2 separate regions of the Homo sapiens genome follow, and region 1 is linked to region 2. Evidence: chromatin loops called from intact Hi-C (ENCODE). Cell type or tissue: dorsolateral prefrontal cortex. All regions are shown on one strand.

Region 1 (8,000 bases), 58 kb before region 2:
TGAGTGGTTAGACTTGAGAGTCATTGGCTAATGGATGTTATTTAGAGTCACAGGACTGGGTGAAATCAGCAAGGCAGAGAGTGTAGCTAGAGAAGGGAGGAGGGGAAGTCTGGGTCCCCAGGAAGTTCATTTGGAGGAATTCTGATCCAAAGCCCCCAGCCTTTTGGAGGTATATGGTTGCCAGAACAGAGTCACATGAGTAAGGGGTATGAGTAAGGGGTCGGGATGGGGATTTGAGGCAAAAGATTCTTGGGAGAACCCCACCTGGAAGAGAGGGATGACGGTTACCTTCTGAACACACATGTAGGGGCGCATGTTGTGCTGGTCCAGCCCCATCCTAGAGGAAGGTGGGATTCTATTGTATGCAAACTTTGCTTGCTGAGTGAATATTCCCAAAAGGTAGGTGGCATCAGGCCCCTTATGCCACCAACATATGAATTTGGGGAAGAGGGGAAAATGGAAGGCGGATGGTGAATTTCCACTCTGAGTGCAATGTGGCTCTCTTCTAGGGAAACCCATATTTCCCCAGGCTTCCTCAGCCTATGCAAAAAGCAGGACACATTAACATGAATACCCAAAGGCTTGTTGATTTCCAGAACTGCAAGATCTCAGCCCCCTTCACCTGTAGCAACATCTTCCTTGGTTATTTTTGGGAGTCTTCAGGACCCTTGACTGTGCTCATGGTCTCTTCATACTGTGTCTATCATAGAACCCCCTGAAGCCACAAAAGGCAGGTAGTTCCCTTCTTCCAATGCCATCCATTCCTCCCTGCTGAGTTACCATGCCCCCAAAGCTGTAGCACAGGAGGAACCACCTTACACCCCCTTGCTATGCTGGGGTCCACCTGAAATCAACAAGATTCTGCTTTTTCCTTCCATGTGCTGCTGTCACCAGGGGAGGGGGGTGGCCACTGACCAGCAGTTCATCACATTCAGCCACATCCTGAGTCCCTTCAGGGTCTGTCAGATGACTGAATAACTCGAGGAACCACAACGTGTTTACCCTTGTGTCCCCAGCACCTAGCACAGGATCTGCCCCCCACCCAGCACCTGGTTAATTAATAGCTGACTGAGTGAACAAATGGACAAACAGCTACTAGTGTGTGTAAGGAGAGGAGACCTTTGGAGGTGGCTTACGGAGTGCATGGAAGTCCTTGCCTAAATGACAGCCATAGGGAAGAGAGAGATGACTGCAGAAGAACTCTCTGCAGGAAACAGAGGGGTCCCAGGCAGATGTAGGGCTAAGGGGCTGTGCCCTCCCCTGCCTCCGCATACACCTGTTTTAGGAATGATGAGAGAACAAGTAAAGGGAGCAGTGAGGAAGTAGGTAATGATCTCAATTTCACAGCTGGGTGGGTTGGGATCATGCTGAGGGAGTTAGTTTCTGGGACAGCAAAGAAGCTTCGACTTTGCTCTGTCTTCCTATCTGGTTCATCCAGTCAGGTGCCAAGATGAGTCCAGCCGGAGAATCCAGGCTCCAGTGCTTTCCTATAGACCCCTTCACTGCATGCAGCCTCCGCCTTCTCAGATGCACTCTGGTTCCAGACCCATGCCCCTCTGCTCCCCAATATGGCCTCTTTGAAAGACACATGCAATGTTAATAATGACAGCCACCATTCATTAAGTTATTTCTGAGTGCTACACACACACAGCCTCCCTCGTTTAGTCTTAATGTCAACCTCGAGAGGTGAGCACTATTTTTCCTACTTCACAGAGGTAGAAACTGGGTTCAGAAAGGTTAATTTGCCCAAGGTTTTATAGCTAGTAAGCAATAGAGCCAGAATTCTAGCCAGCTATGTCCAGTTCCAAATTTCACACTCCAAATTATTTTGTTATATTAATTCTCAGAATAAACAAATCACCACACATCACATAAAGTAGCTGGAGAGGGGGAAGGGACACTTGACCCACAAGCCATTAGCCATGGTATAATCTGCATGCATGAATTCATGTGCCCTGGGTTCTACATTGAGACATCCAGTCACAAAAGCACCGTCAGATACTGCCTCCTGTTTCCTTAGGAGTTGAACCAATTCTCCTCCTCTCAAGGCAGAATCTCCTGTCCAGCTGGGCATAGGAAAGCAGATGGCCATTATTCTCCCAGATCTGAGATTCTGGATCTTATCAAATAGAGTCTTTCCTATTCTTCCCCCAAAGATAGGCAAAATGATTGCTGTGTAGAATGGAACTGGAAGTCTAGGTGCATCCCCAAGGTTTGGAAAGGTTACCAAGTTCCAAGACCAGATCCTCAAACATCTCCAAAAAAAGAACCAGTCCATCTTCATGTGGCCAGTCTGGCCTCTCTCATCCTAGGGATCGGAGGCCCCCCAGAGCCCCTCCTGTGAACCTTTCTCAATCCCTGTGAGGCAAGTGCATTCAATCAGTCCCCACAGACCTCCTGGACCAATCCCTGCTGCCCTTTGTGTAGCCCACTTTGTTCAGCAAAAGGGCAGTGGTGGTTCTTAACGCTGTACCCTGACTGGGATCCTGCTGAGCACTTTCCATTGAGGCCTGCAGGTTTCCTCTTAGTTGTAGTAATTTTCTATTCCTTGGGGCACCTTTACCTTATCTCTAGGGAAGCTCCATGGATTATAACGATCTCTCTGATTTATCCATCCTGGAGTGCAGACCCCACTTGGAGACATCACAGTGAGCACTTGCCTTCTGGAATCTTGAATCAAATGAATATGCTTAGAATACTAAGAAAACCTGAGACTGGGGTATGCTACCAGTCAGCATGCTTTAGAATCCATGTTTCAAAAAAATCTGACTAGCCATGACTTAAACCAGTGCTTTTCAAACTGTAACATGTATTGGAATCACCTAGAGGATCTTTTTGAAATGCAGTTTCTGATTCAGTACATCTGGAGTGAAGCCTGAGATTGCATTTCTAGCAAGCTCCCAGGTGATGCTGATGCCTTAAACAACAAGGATTTAACTTTTTAAACATCAAGGATATGTATTGCTTGTTTATAAAAAGTCTAGAGATAGGTGACCCCAGGATTGCCGCAGCACTCACTGATGTCTCTACCAGGCTTTGTTGGTCTTCTGCTCTGTCACCCTCGTCATCACAAGATGGTTACCAAAGCTCCAAGCATCGTGTCTTCACATATCAGTGTCTCAACCAAGAAGGAAAAGTGCAGGGGCAAAAAAATAACTTTCCCCTTTATCTCTCTTATAATCAGATAGTAAAATCTTTCTCAGAATCCCCCCAGACTTTCACTTACATCTAGGCCACAACAGGGTCCTATAGCCCATCCCTGGACCAATCACTGTCAACAGGGGTCAGATTGCCACAACTGGCTTAAACCAATTAGTATTCACTCCCTGGGGCTGGGAACATTTTCACCTGAACAAAAATCAGAATTATCTTAGCAAGAAAGAAGAATGGCTAACATGTAGGCAGCCAACAGTGGCTTCCCAGATGTGTGGAAGCCATCTTTGACCCCACTGCCAAGCCTCTAAACCACTTTGCCCTTGCCTCCAGAGAAGGTTTCAGGCAAAAGGAGAGAAAGGAGGGCAGACCAGCAAAAATTAAAGATGAAAAAAATGTAAGGTTTTAGGGAGCAGAGTGGGCCACATGGGATCATGCACATAACAACATTTCATAGACAGTAAAATGCCCCAGGAATGCAAGCAGTTGTGGTGGTAGCAATTAGTATCACTCCTAGTCCTGTGGAATGTGGGGAACAATGGAAGCAGAAAGAATGTCCTCCCCACAGCCTGTCCCCCAAGCCAGATGACCTCTGTGACTCTGGTGGGAATTTTCCCTGCTTCTAATTCTCTCCCTCTTTGTTGATTGTAACTGCCCAGTGATCAGCTGATGCTGCTGGCAGGGCTGGGTGGGCTGGCATGAGGCTTCTGCCAGAGGAGAAAGAGGCATTTGTTGTGGAGGAAGGATTCCTGTTCCCCAGTGGTGAGAAGTCAAAGAGCCAGAGGCTGAGGGTACACTGGGGGCACCATGTCCTCTGTCAAAAGGCAGGGCCCTTTGGGCAGAGCCCCTGCTGCCCAGGACTTCACACATACTGTTCCTTTCTTCAGAAACCCTCTTCCCAATATACTGCTCATGTCTGGCATCTGGCTCCTTCCCAGCTTCAAAAGAAATTGAGCATCCCTCATCCAAAAATCTAAAATCCAAAGTGCTCCAAAATCTGAAACTTTTTGAGCACTGACATATTACCTAAAGGAAATGCACATTTGGAGCGTTTCAGATTTCAGACTTTCAGATTTGGAATATTCAACTGGTAAGCAGATAATACAAATATTCTAAAATCTGAAATCTGAAACACTTCTGGTCCCAAGCATTTCAAATAAGGGATGATCAACCTGTATCCCCTCTGTAGAGAGGCCTTCCTTGGCCTCCAAATCAAAAGCAGCTTCTCCCTTTTCCTCCTTCACCTCCCCTACTTGTTACTCTCTCTGACAGTGGCTAATTTTTCTTCCTCAGCTTATTCACTACAATTCATAATTATTTGCTGATTTATTGTCAATTAACCTGAAAATAAAAAGCAGGGACCATTTTCTTCATGATACCACCTCCTCAGCCCAGGGTATGGCCCATAGTATTCTCACAGAAAACATTTGTTCAATGAATGAATGAATACAGTCAAATCTGTTTTCAGTCTCCAGCATGGGAGAGCCAGAGCCAGCATTTAAATGAGGCAAAAGAAATTCAGTGTAGCTTCAAGAGGTGAACTTTCCAACCATGGTGCTAGACAACCTCTAGAAGGGATGGGCAAAGCACTGTGACCACACATATATCTGACATTCTGGATGAGGTGAGGAGGAGGCTCTAATGGTTGATTTCAGGTGTCAACTTGACTGGATGGAGGGATGCCCAGATAGCTGGCAAAGTATTATTTCTGGGTGTGTCTCTGCAGGTGTTTCTGGGAAAGACTGGCATTTGAATCAGTGGACTGAGTAAGGAAGATCTGTCCTCACCCGATGTGGGTAGGCACCATCCAATCCACTGAGGCCTGGGTAGAAGAAACAGCAGAGGAGGGGAAAACTCTCTCTCCCACTTCTGGAGGTGACACCCTTCTTCTGCACTTGCATACAAAAACTCTAGCTTTTCTGGCTTTGGAACTCTGGGATTCATATCAACAGCCCCTTGGGTTTTCAGGCTGAGTTACACCATCAGTTTCTCCAGCTTGCCGTCTATGTGAGACTTCTCAGCCTCCACAATCACATTAGCCAATTCCCCTAATAAGTCCTTTTCATGTCCCCTATGTATCTATGCATCTGTGTATCTATCCATCTATCCATTCATTCATCTAGCTAGCTAGCTAGCCAGTATTTCTCTCTCTCTCTCTCTCTCTCTCTCTCTCCATCCATCTATCCATCCACATCTATGGATCTATCTATCTAATGTATGTCTCTCCATCCATATCTATCTATTTATCTATCTATCTATCTATCTATCTATCTATCTATCTATCTATCTATCATCTATCTATCATCTATCTATCTATCTATCTATCTGTCTGTCTATCTACCTATCCATCCATCCTATTGCTTCTGCCTCTCTGGAGAGCCCTGACTAGTATAGAGGCCCACTTCACTTCATGGTTAGACAGCTTCCAGAAGGTGCCACTGGCCTAAGGAAGACATATGATGCAAGTGTCACCCCCACCAGCACCCCCATCTTTAATAGCAGTAATAAATTACCTCATGGTTAGCTCCTCTGATCCTTGATGTTCCAGCTTCTGCTTCCCAAAACCCCATCAGTTTTGGATGGGTAGGAGGGTTGGGTGGGATCAAGGCTAGGATCCTGGCTCTAGGTCGTGGTTCACTGGGCCATGTGATGAGTGGGAAATTGACTGGAATGCCAAAATCATGAACCAGAACAGCGAATTCATTCCCCAGCAAGATGGAAGCTTGATGACAGGGCGGAGCAGAGAGAAACACCAATCACTCACACCTGGCTTAAAGTTTTCACTTAGCTGTCCTGGTGGTAGCTTGAAAGAGCTCCTGCTGCATCCTGCCTGGTCCAGAGCAACAGGAATAACCACCCAGGTCAGTGAGTGCACAGGAGCTAAATCAAGCAGCAAGTCTTAGAGAAACAATCAGTTGGCCCCGACCCCTTTCCTGATCATCTTCACTGGTGTGCAGAGAAATTCCTCCAGAAGCTTCATATGATTCCACCATCGCATTGTGATATTAGCCTATGCCAATAAGCACTGCAGAAAATAAGAGCTAAAGGAAGCTGCAAGTAAAAGCACACTCTGTGTGTGTCTGTGTGTGTGTGTGTGTGTGTGTATGTGTGTGTGTGTTGGGGTACAGGTGGGCAGCCTACACAGAGGTAAGTTAAAGGAACAGATAGAAAGGAGGACTTGTGTCAGGCAGTTGGATATACAATGGTTGGCTACTTTAGGGGAGCATTGTATTCACTCACTCATTCATTCATCCTTCATTCATTCTATGTGTTCTAAGCACACACTTTTCCCCAGGCACTGTGCCAGCCATTGGGTTTGAACAATGAACACAGTCCCTGCCCTTGTGGAGCATGTAGGAAGACTCAGAAATTAATCAAAGATTTCCAAATTAAAACTGTGTTAAGTGCCATGATGAGACGAGATTGTTTAACAGATGTCGGTCAGAGCAAGCTTTCTCAAAGATGTGAGGACAGAACTGACTCTTCAGGAAGAGGAAGAGTAAGGCAAAAAGTATTCTGTGCAGCAGGAACAATATGTGCGAATATTCGGAGGTAGGAAGGAACAGAATGAAGGCGAATGATGACTTTGAATCTCTTTCGTGACCCAGGAGGATACAGGGAAGGCAGGCATAAGTGGAGCCCTCCCCAGTACCCAGCCCCTACTCCACCCCAAGATGAGGGCTGGCCAACAGCTGACCAGGAACATGGAAGACCCTGTAGCCTTGGGTCTCCCTGGAGAGGGAGCTTTGAAGGGTCCCCTAGAAATGTGCTGTGCTGGTCTTGCTTATCCTATGCTGTCCTGGGTGTCACAGAAAGATATGGGAAGCCACACTGCTGGCTGACTGGTAATGTAGAGGGCAAGTTACCTGTCAGCATCTCCCTCCACCCCCACCTTGCTAGGAAGGAAGGCACTGTGTGTCTTCTCCAGGATTCCCTGGCCCAAGAACCAGGGAGCCAAAATGGCTTTTCTTGAACCAGCATTCCAAGATTGCCAGGTGTTTGTTCAAGGCCAGACTTCACACTTCACAGGACCTCATAGGCCATGCTATGGATTTTCTTTTTCTTTGTTCTTTTCTCCTCCTGCATCCCCCTGCTATGTTTTAAATAAACTTTTTAAAAATTGAAGTGTGACTTACAGGAAAGGACACAAATCCTAAGCATTCACTTATTTTTCACAAAGTTAGCACACCCTAACATGTGAACACTGAAAGACTCCTAGAATGTCCCTAGCAACATCATTTGTAACAGCCCTCAAACTGGGAGAAAAACCGCTGATCAGCAATAGAATGAATGAATTAAACATGGTATATTCATACAATGGAATACTATTCAGCAATAAAAGATGAAAAAACCACAGCTCCATGCAACAAAATGGATGAAGCTTGAAAACATCATACTGAGTGAAATAAGCCAGACTCAAAAGGACAAGTATTGTATGAGTCCACTTACATGAAATATCTAAAATAGACAAATTCATAGAGATAGAAAGTAGTTCCTATCCTTGGCAGAAAATAGGTTAGAGAGGCTGGGCAGAAAAGGAAGGGGAATTATTGTTTAATGGGTACACAGTTCCTGTTTGGAGAGATGAAAGTATTTTGGAAACAGATAATTGCAACATTCTTATAGTCATTTATTATACATATGCACTATTTTATTTTATTTTATTTTATTTTGTGATTATACACCAAGAACTGGAATTGCTGGGTCATGATACTCATATATGTAACTACAGACGGTTTTGCCACAAAGTTTTCTAAATTGGTTGTACCAATTTATACTCATATGAATATATGATATTATTCCTTATCTATGCCAAACCAACAATTGATGTCCATTTTTTTTACAAA
Region 2 (8,000 bases):
CAACCACCACCCCCCTAAAAATGTGAGAGAGACCAGCCAAGACCCCCAGAGCTGTCCACCTGACCCACAGATGACTCCTGGTGAATAAGTGAGCCCAGCTGAGACCAGAAGATCCATCCAGCTGATCCATGCTCAGAAGCCATAATACTTACTAGTTCAAGCAATTCATCTTTGGGGTGGGTGGCTGTTATGCAGCAACAGCTAACTGAGACACTATTTTTTTAAATGTTGAAGTCAGATAAGTGGCTCTGTGAAGGAATTTGCTGAACCTTCCTTAAATTATAGTATATCACACCTTAAAAGGGAAGCAGTGTCAGCTTCTACACCACATCGATCCAGTTAGACACCACAACTGCCCTCATGGGAATGAAGTAAAGCCATGTCTCACTGGCTGCAGGCCACTTCCCATTTTGCCTTCCATTGTGCCTCTTACTCTGTTCTCTTTTTCCTAAGTCTTGCTCACTTCATACCTTGATTCCTTCTTTCCATCTAGACCTTTAAGTATAGAGACCTAAATAATATTCTACCTTCTCAATATAGAAAGACAAAGAAATATGTGCTATATTCTAGAAAAATTTTCATTGACATTGGCTAACATAGTAAAAGTTTTACTACTTAAAAGAGTGAGTTCCAATCATTGGGCCCGTGAGGCAACATTGAACCTCTCTGTAAAGCAACTAGCACGTGGTATTCTTCCAATTCACAGTACATAACAGTGATCTGGAATGGAGCAACTGAGTACTGACTGACCTTCTATGTGCTTGGCGTTGTACCAGGTGCTGTGGGGAAGATACAAGAAGTAATGCAAACAGGCAAGTCAGTGTGAAGCCGGGAACCAAAGTGAGATCTCTGCCACATTCACTATTAGTTGGGCTCAAGGGATCATGTGAACCCATTTCTATCCCAAACACAGTCTGTTAACTTCAAAATCCTTTTCAACAACATTATGGAACATTTAGATGCCCTCTCACTACAGTCTCTGATTTCATAAGCCCACATCTTCATGAAATAGGGATGCTGTTTCTAGCTCCCTTAGGTTTCTGAGAAGGCAAAATTAAAATTCACTGATTTAAGAAATGGACTCTGTTTTATGCAAAAACACAAAGCCTGTCCCTGCACAGTCATGGTGTAGTGTCCCAAGGGAATATTCTATGTGTTTTTATTCAATTTTATGTGCATATCTCTGGTTGAATTTTCATGAGGTTTTATTTACTTTTTTTGCAAAGTCCAAATTCTCTCTGAGATACACCTTAATGAAGAGTAGCAAACCACTTATAAGGCTTATAATATGCTCTAGTAATGGGAATTAGATGTCATTATCTTTTGTGAAGGCAGCAAATGGTTGTCTGAATTGAGTTGATTTTGGTGATACATATTATAATGGAACAAATTACTAATGAAGTGCTAAATTACTGGAAACATCCTTGTTACTTATGAAACACTTTGGTTAATTAGGATGGGAAAAATAAACGGTTGAAGCACATTTTAATACCTCTTTTGAGGCCAGGTCAAAAGTGAACAGATGTGTAAACCCACAGCCCAGCCCAACATAGGCTTCCAACTACCTGTGAGAGATGCTCTAGGGAGGAGCTTCTGACCTTCCGAGTCCTGAGCAGACCTTGAATGTATCAGCAGATGCCCTTCTCTGTCTAAAATTAGAGGCATTGGCCAATCAGCCACTACCTATGTTTGTTTTTAATGAGCATGGAAAATACAGCTGGGAATAAAGGAAAATGGAGCTTGCAGGGGGTGGGGGGGAATATGGAGATAGAATAATAAGGGGATGTTTAATATTGTCTATTTTGAAATCTCTTACTTTTCAGAACACAACATAGCTGAGAAGCAAGGATGTTACTCAAGCCGTCCCTATTCACAACGTCCCTCTCCCATTTTTCTCCATTTCGTAGCCTTGTTCTGTGTAACTGGCTTCCAATCATATCACCTGTGCCCAAGTTCTTCTCTACTGGGTATACTTCTGGCTTATGAGTTTACAAACCAAACTCACCCTGCCCCACCCCACAGGACAGTTGAATTTCAGGCCCCAGCCATTATGCAGTAAATGAGGTACAGGAACAAAGTCAGAAGATCCCAGCTGCGGCCCAGAAACTGCCACTGGCTAGCCGTGCTGTTAGAGAAATCCACTTCACCTCTCTGAACCTCCATGGTCTACTAGGTATTGGTAATTTGAAAGATTAAAAACAGCAAGCTCCTTGCCCACAAGGAGCATTGTAGCTGAGGAAAGAGTCTTGAAAATAAATAATTATTAAGTTATGGGACACATATTAATAAAGCCTTAGTCAAAATGTTGTGAAAATATTGAGAACAGAGGAATTAACTGTGGCTGGGAGAGACCAAAGAAGAATGTATAGAGGAGAAGATGTTTGAGCAATACTCAAGGGTGAGTGGCTGCTAACCAGGAAGTCAAGAACTTTCAAGGCAGATAAAATAAATCATGCCAAGGTGTAGGATGAGCAGGACTGCATGACAGATGCCAGAAACTAAGCATGACCTTGAACAACTACACAAGTTACAAGTGGCCAGCAGTTAGGTTCAAAAGTAGACAACATCTAAGAAAGGATGGGCCTCTTCTGTCAGGCTAAGGAGGTTGCATTTAACCTATAGACAGCAAAGACTCATCAAGGGTTTTTGAACAGTAGGATTGTCAGACAAGACCAGTGCTTACAGGAGCACTCCGACCTACGTATGGCACATGGGTTGGAGAGGTAGGCTGTGGAAGCAGGGAGGTCAATGAGAAGAGTACTATGATAGGGCAGTTAAGAGACAGAAAGCAGTGGTGGTGCAGGAGGCAGAGCTCAGAGATTCATAGAATGAAGAACTGGGAGAACTTGGTGCTTAATTAGATGCAGGGTGTGTGGGAGAAGCAGATGTCAGATTACCCACAAAGGTTCTGGTTTGGATTCATTGATAGAGATGCAAGATCTCTGCGGAAAAGACTGAATGGGAGAAGATGAAAAGTGATTTCTATTTGGGACCATTTGTGTTTAAAGTGCCTAAGAGGAAGCCAGGTGAAGATACCTGTGGGCTGTAAGATATCCCACTGTGGAGCTGGGGATTTTGAGTTAATGGCACATTTGAGGGGCATCTATGGAGGTGATGGTTGATGTCATGAGTTGATGAGACCAGTCAAACAGAATGCAGAGTGAAAAAAGAACAAGATCAAGGACAGGCTTATATGGAAGGGGCAGTATTTAAAGACTTGGCGAAAGAGGAACCAGCAAGACACTGAGTAAGGGCTGTCAAGGAAGTGGGAGTTCCAGAAGAAGGGGGTCTCTGAAGCCTGAAGGAGAGTTTCCTAAGGAAGCAATGAGCAGCATCCAAGTGGCAAAAAATTCAAGCACTAACTGGGAAAGCGTTCATTGGTTTTGACAACTGGTGAGTTATTGATGACTTTGCAATAAGCGGTTTCTAGGAATGATACCTAAAAGATGGATTGCAGAAAGGCAAGGCAGGGTTACAGGCAGGCTGTGTGGTATTCGAGTCAGTGAGTATCGGCTACCTTTCAATGTATTTGCACTGAAGGGAAGAAGATAATTAAAGAGGTGGCTGGAGAACAACACAAAGTATAGCAGATTTTTTTTTATTTAAAGTGGAAGAGATTTTAAGCATATTTACAGTGAGAAGACTGGACACAGTGATGGCCAAGATTCCTTCCAACTCTCTTGTACTTTGCTTCTAAGAACAGAGGGGAACCATCTCCTGTTACTGGAGGAATTCCAATACAAGAAGAAATATGAGCTGGAAAATGCCAAGTTACTCGACATGGTTACTAGTGTTTCTGCCTGCCTGACCCTCTCTCCTTCCCCACACCAGGCCATTCTCATGAGCTCTGAGCACAATCAGTACTTTAGGGAGGCTCACCAGGGCCCAAAGGCATTTCAGCCTGTCAAAATTTACACCATAGATTCCTATCACATCCACCTTCTCATCCAGTATTGGCAGACAAAAGCTTCTCTGACCTCAAAGAGTCACCCAGAGAACTGCCTGGTATTCATCCAAGGTCCTGAAAGCAAGTGAAACCATGACCAGAGTCAAATGGAAAGCAAGAAGCAAGGGAGTATGGGTGGGAGAAGGAAAAAGAGAAGAAAGCTCTTGCAAAATTCATTTCCCTCTCTCTTAGGAGTTTCCAGCAGATCTTACATTAGTTATCTCTGCAGCTTTTCCCCTCCTGTTTGGTTTAACATTCCCAAGAGAATACCCAGTTGAACATGAACAACAGAAGACTTAAGCACTCAATCTATTTTAATCCTTTAGCAACATAGCTCTGAAATAATTTTTAGAAGGCGTTTAGACTTTCAGGAGGAAGAATCTTAACTTCAGTGAATTACTATTTATTGAGGCTTTGATAAATGTTTGTTTTTTTTTGCTGGCAGGCTGCTTTCTGTAGCTCATTAAAGTGAAGATTATCTCTGGAGGAAGAAAAGCACAAGTCTGGTTTTCAGCCTGGGTAACGGAGTGCTAGAAATACAAGTAAAAACTTCCACATGATCAGTTTTAATCTCACCTGCTGAGGTGGTTTTTTGCTACTTAATGATATATTTTGGAAATGGATGTGACATCAAAGGTCATCCATAAATAGAGCTCAGAGTGAAGGGAATGAAAATCACAAATTAGATTCATTTGTTGTGCTAGATAGGGAAGTTTCCAATCTTCATTCAATTTGTGACATAGAGAATCAAGCAATGGTTCTGGAGCCTGCCTTCTGAAGAGGAGGCTTGGGGGAGGCTCAGTCATTTTCGTGTTTGCTTGTTTTCTCTGTCCAGTCATGTGAAAAAAGTTGGCTGGGAGGTTTTTTCTTTATTATTGTTGTCTATGACACAATCGCTACATTATACTGGAGCCTTTTGAAAAGCCGGTGTACAGCTCAACTGCCCCATTACCATTGTGCTTGAATGGAACACGATGTAGCCTTAGGGAAGCCCAGGATTCTCTACAGTGGCATGGGAGAGGGGCTGCTGTCTTCAGAATTTTCAGAGAATATGCCAAAACCTGTACAGGCAACACGGAATTCTCAAGGGCCTCTGTCCTGTTTTTTATGCAAAGGATGAATCTCAGCTCTTGAAAATGCTGCTTTTGAAATCATGTAAATGATTACAGGCACCCTGACTTACAATGGTTCAATTTACATTTTTTTTTACTTTACCATGGTGCAAAAGCGCTATGCTTCCAGTACAAACCATACTTTGAGTACCCGTACAACCATTTTGTTTTTCACTTTTAGTAGAGTACTTAATAACATAAGATATTCAGCCAGGCACAGTGGCTCACGCCTATAATCCCAGCACTTTGGGAGGCCGAGGCAGGTGGATCACCTGAGGTCAGGAGTTCGAGAGCAGCCTGGCCAACATAGTGAAATCTCCTCTCTACTAAAAATACAAAAATTAGGCACACATGGTGGCAGGCGCCTATAATCCCAGCTATTCCGGAGGCTGAGGCAGGGGAATTGCTTAAACCTGGGAGGCAGAGGTTGCAGTGAGCCGATATTGTGCCACTGCACTCCAGCATGGGCAACAAGAGCGAAACTCTGTCTCAAAAAAAAATTGTTTAAATCATGAGATATTCAACTCTTTATTATAAAATAGGCTTTAGGTTAGATGATTTTGCCCGACTGTAGGCTACTGTAAGTGTTCTGAGCATGTTTAAGGTAGGCTAGGCTAAGCTATGATGTTTGGCAGGTTAGGTGTATTAAATGCATTTTTGAAGCAATGATATTTTCAACTTGTCAATTGGTTTACCAGGACATAACTCCATCATAAGTCAGGGAGTATCTGTACACCCTGGGAAATAGTGACCCAAGAAGTTTGTCTTCTGATACATTTCTAGAACTGAAATAACAAAGGTGAGGATGTTACACCCCAAATGGAGTTCCTCTCTGCCCAAATCTTGATAATCTTGATGTCATGGACAGAGCACAGCCTTCCAAACCAAAAAGTTCTGGCTTAACTCTTGCCCATGACACTGGCCAGCTGTACTGCAGAGCTTTCCTGGCCCTGCTTACTCATCTATAAGATGGGGGAAAATAGGGCATAGCTCACAAGTGGTGAAAAGAATGATAGAAAACAATTCAAATGAATTTTCATTAACAAATCTTTCTTGAGTGCTTACCATGCATCAGGCACCAGGCACTGTTCTAGATACATAGGATAGAGCAACAGTGAGCAAAACTGATTGTGGCCAGGTGCAGTGGTTCATGCCTGTAATTCCAGCACTTTGGGAGACTGAGGCAAGAGGATTGCTTTACCCCAGGGATTTGAGACCAGCTTGGGCAACATAGCAAGACTTCATTGCTACAAAAATCAAAAAACAAAAAATTAGCTGGGTTTGGTGGTGTGCGCCTGTAGTCCCAGCTACTCAGGAGGCTGAGGTAGGAGGATCACTTGAGCCTGGGAGATGTAGGTTGCAGTGAGCTGAGATTGTGCCACTGCACTACAGCCTAGGCAACAGAGCCAGACCCTATCTCAAGGCCAAAAAAAAAAAAAAAGAAAGAAAGAAAACTAATGCATGCAAACTGCTTAGCACAGTGCCTGATCACTGAAATGACCAACATACAGGTCTGAGCCCTCATGTCAGACTAATGCTTTGCTTCTAGAAAGTCTGGTCTAAATCCATGATCTATCTCTGAAATCATTAGACTCAGCCATCAAAACTTATTGAAAGCAATATAACTACAGGACTAAACCAAGATTGCGGTGCCTTATAGGAGTCTCTAAACTTTTCTGCTCCTTTGGGATGAATAGTAGGCAGAAACCATAGCCCATCTTGCTGAAAGATGGGTTGCGTTATTGGGGTGTATGGGTTGCAGGCAATGCCACCCCTAGGCATGATGAATCAAGGTGTTTGGGACTCCACCAGTAAAAGGAGCTAAGCATTGCTGAGTAATAATAGTGGAGGTCATCATCTAAGAGGGAAAGAGGTGAACTACATCTGTTCATAGGTGTATAGAAATCAGGCTGTGACTCATCTTCCTTAGTACCATTGAGCCAGTCACAAGAGGTAGGTCGTTCCAACACACACACAGCACACTTTGTATTTATGTTCCAAGCACTGTTCTAGATCCCAGGGATACGGCAATCACATAAACTCTCTTTCACACCCTTGATATATTTATGGGCTAGAACAGGGTCTACAACCTTTTTCTGTAAAGGGCCAGGTAATAAATACTTTAGGATTTATGAGCTACCCCATCGTTGTTGGACTTCCTCAACTCCATTCTTGTGTAGGGAAAAATGCCAGCCCTATATACTGTGTAAGTGATTGTGCATGGCTGTCATCCAATTAAACTTTCTTTACAAAAACAGGTGGCAGGCCAGATTTGGCCAGCAGGCTTTAGTTTACTGACCCTTGATCAAGAGAGGAAGACAAATATGTTACCAGATAAGGACAACAAAATGTGAAAAATGCTATGATAGGGATAAGCAGGGAATGGGTACTGCTATGGTCTGAATGTTTTTGCTCCTCCTCCAAATTCATATGTTTAAACTTTATTACCATGGCAGCAGTATTAAGAAGTGGGGCCTTTGTGGGGTGATTAGGTTATGAGGGTTCTGTCCTCATGAATGAGATTAGTGACCTTATAAAATAGGCCTGAGGAACCTGTTTGGCCCTTCCAACCTTCTACCACGTGAAGACAAAAAATTTGCCCCTTGCATCATATGAATACTCAGCAAGAAGGTGCCATCTAGGAAGCAAAGAAGAGGGCTTCACCAAATACTGAATCTGCAGGCCTTTGATCTTAGACTTCCCAGCCTCCAGAACTGTGAGCAATAAATTTGTTGTTTATAAATTACCCAGTCTAAGGTATTTTGTTTTAACAGCACAAATGGACTAAGAAAGGTACCTAACCTGCCTGGGGGTTTCAGGTAAGCCTTCCTGTTGAGGAGCTGGTCTTGCAATTGAGTGTGGGGAGGGGGGGATGTTTCTCATTTCTTTGCCCTCTCTGAAAGAGCAGACCCTCTGAGGACCACTACTTTTCAGTTTGGAAG

Evidence for each region. Hi-C counts contacts between places; a loop is a spot of excess contacts. Peaks named below come from ENCODE experiments on the same cell type or tissue, not always from the same donor. Only the 100,000 strongest peaks of a DNase experiment are listed, where the experiment ranks them.
Region 1: it touches region 2 in a loop (7-fold over the local background); 5 of 110 quality-filtered maps call a loop at or near these places.

The regions. Positions count from the first base shown.
Region 1 is chr11:112,840,913-112,848,912 of GRCh38, forward strand. No RefSeq gene overlaps it. Among named protein-coding and RNA genes, the nearest start is that of NCAM1, 120 kb to the right of the region's middle. In dorsolateral prefrontal cortex, CTCF peaks have their summits at 3,893 and 4,093; a DNase peak (open chromatin) is centred at 3,829; H3K27ac peaks cover 4,204 bases.
Region 2 is chr11:112,898,694-112,906,693 of GRCh38, forward strand. No RefSeq gene overlaps it. Among named protein-coding and RNA genes, the nearest start is that of NCAM1, 59 kb to the right of the region's middle. In dorsolateral prefrontal cortex, no CTCF peak of the experiment used is centred here; a DNase peak (open chromatin) is centred at 4,828; H3K4me3 peaks cover 1,032 bases; H3K27ac peaks cover 3,584 bases.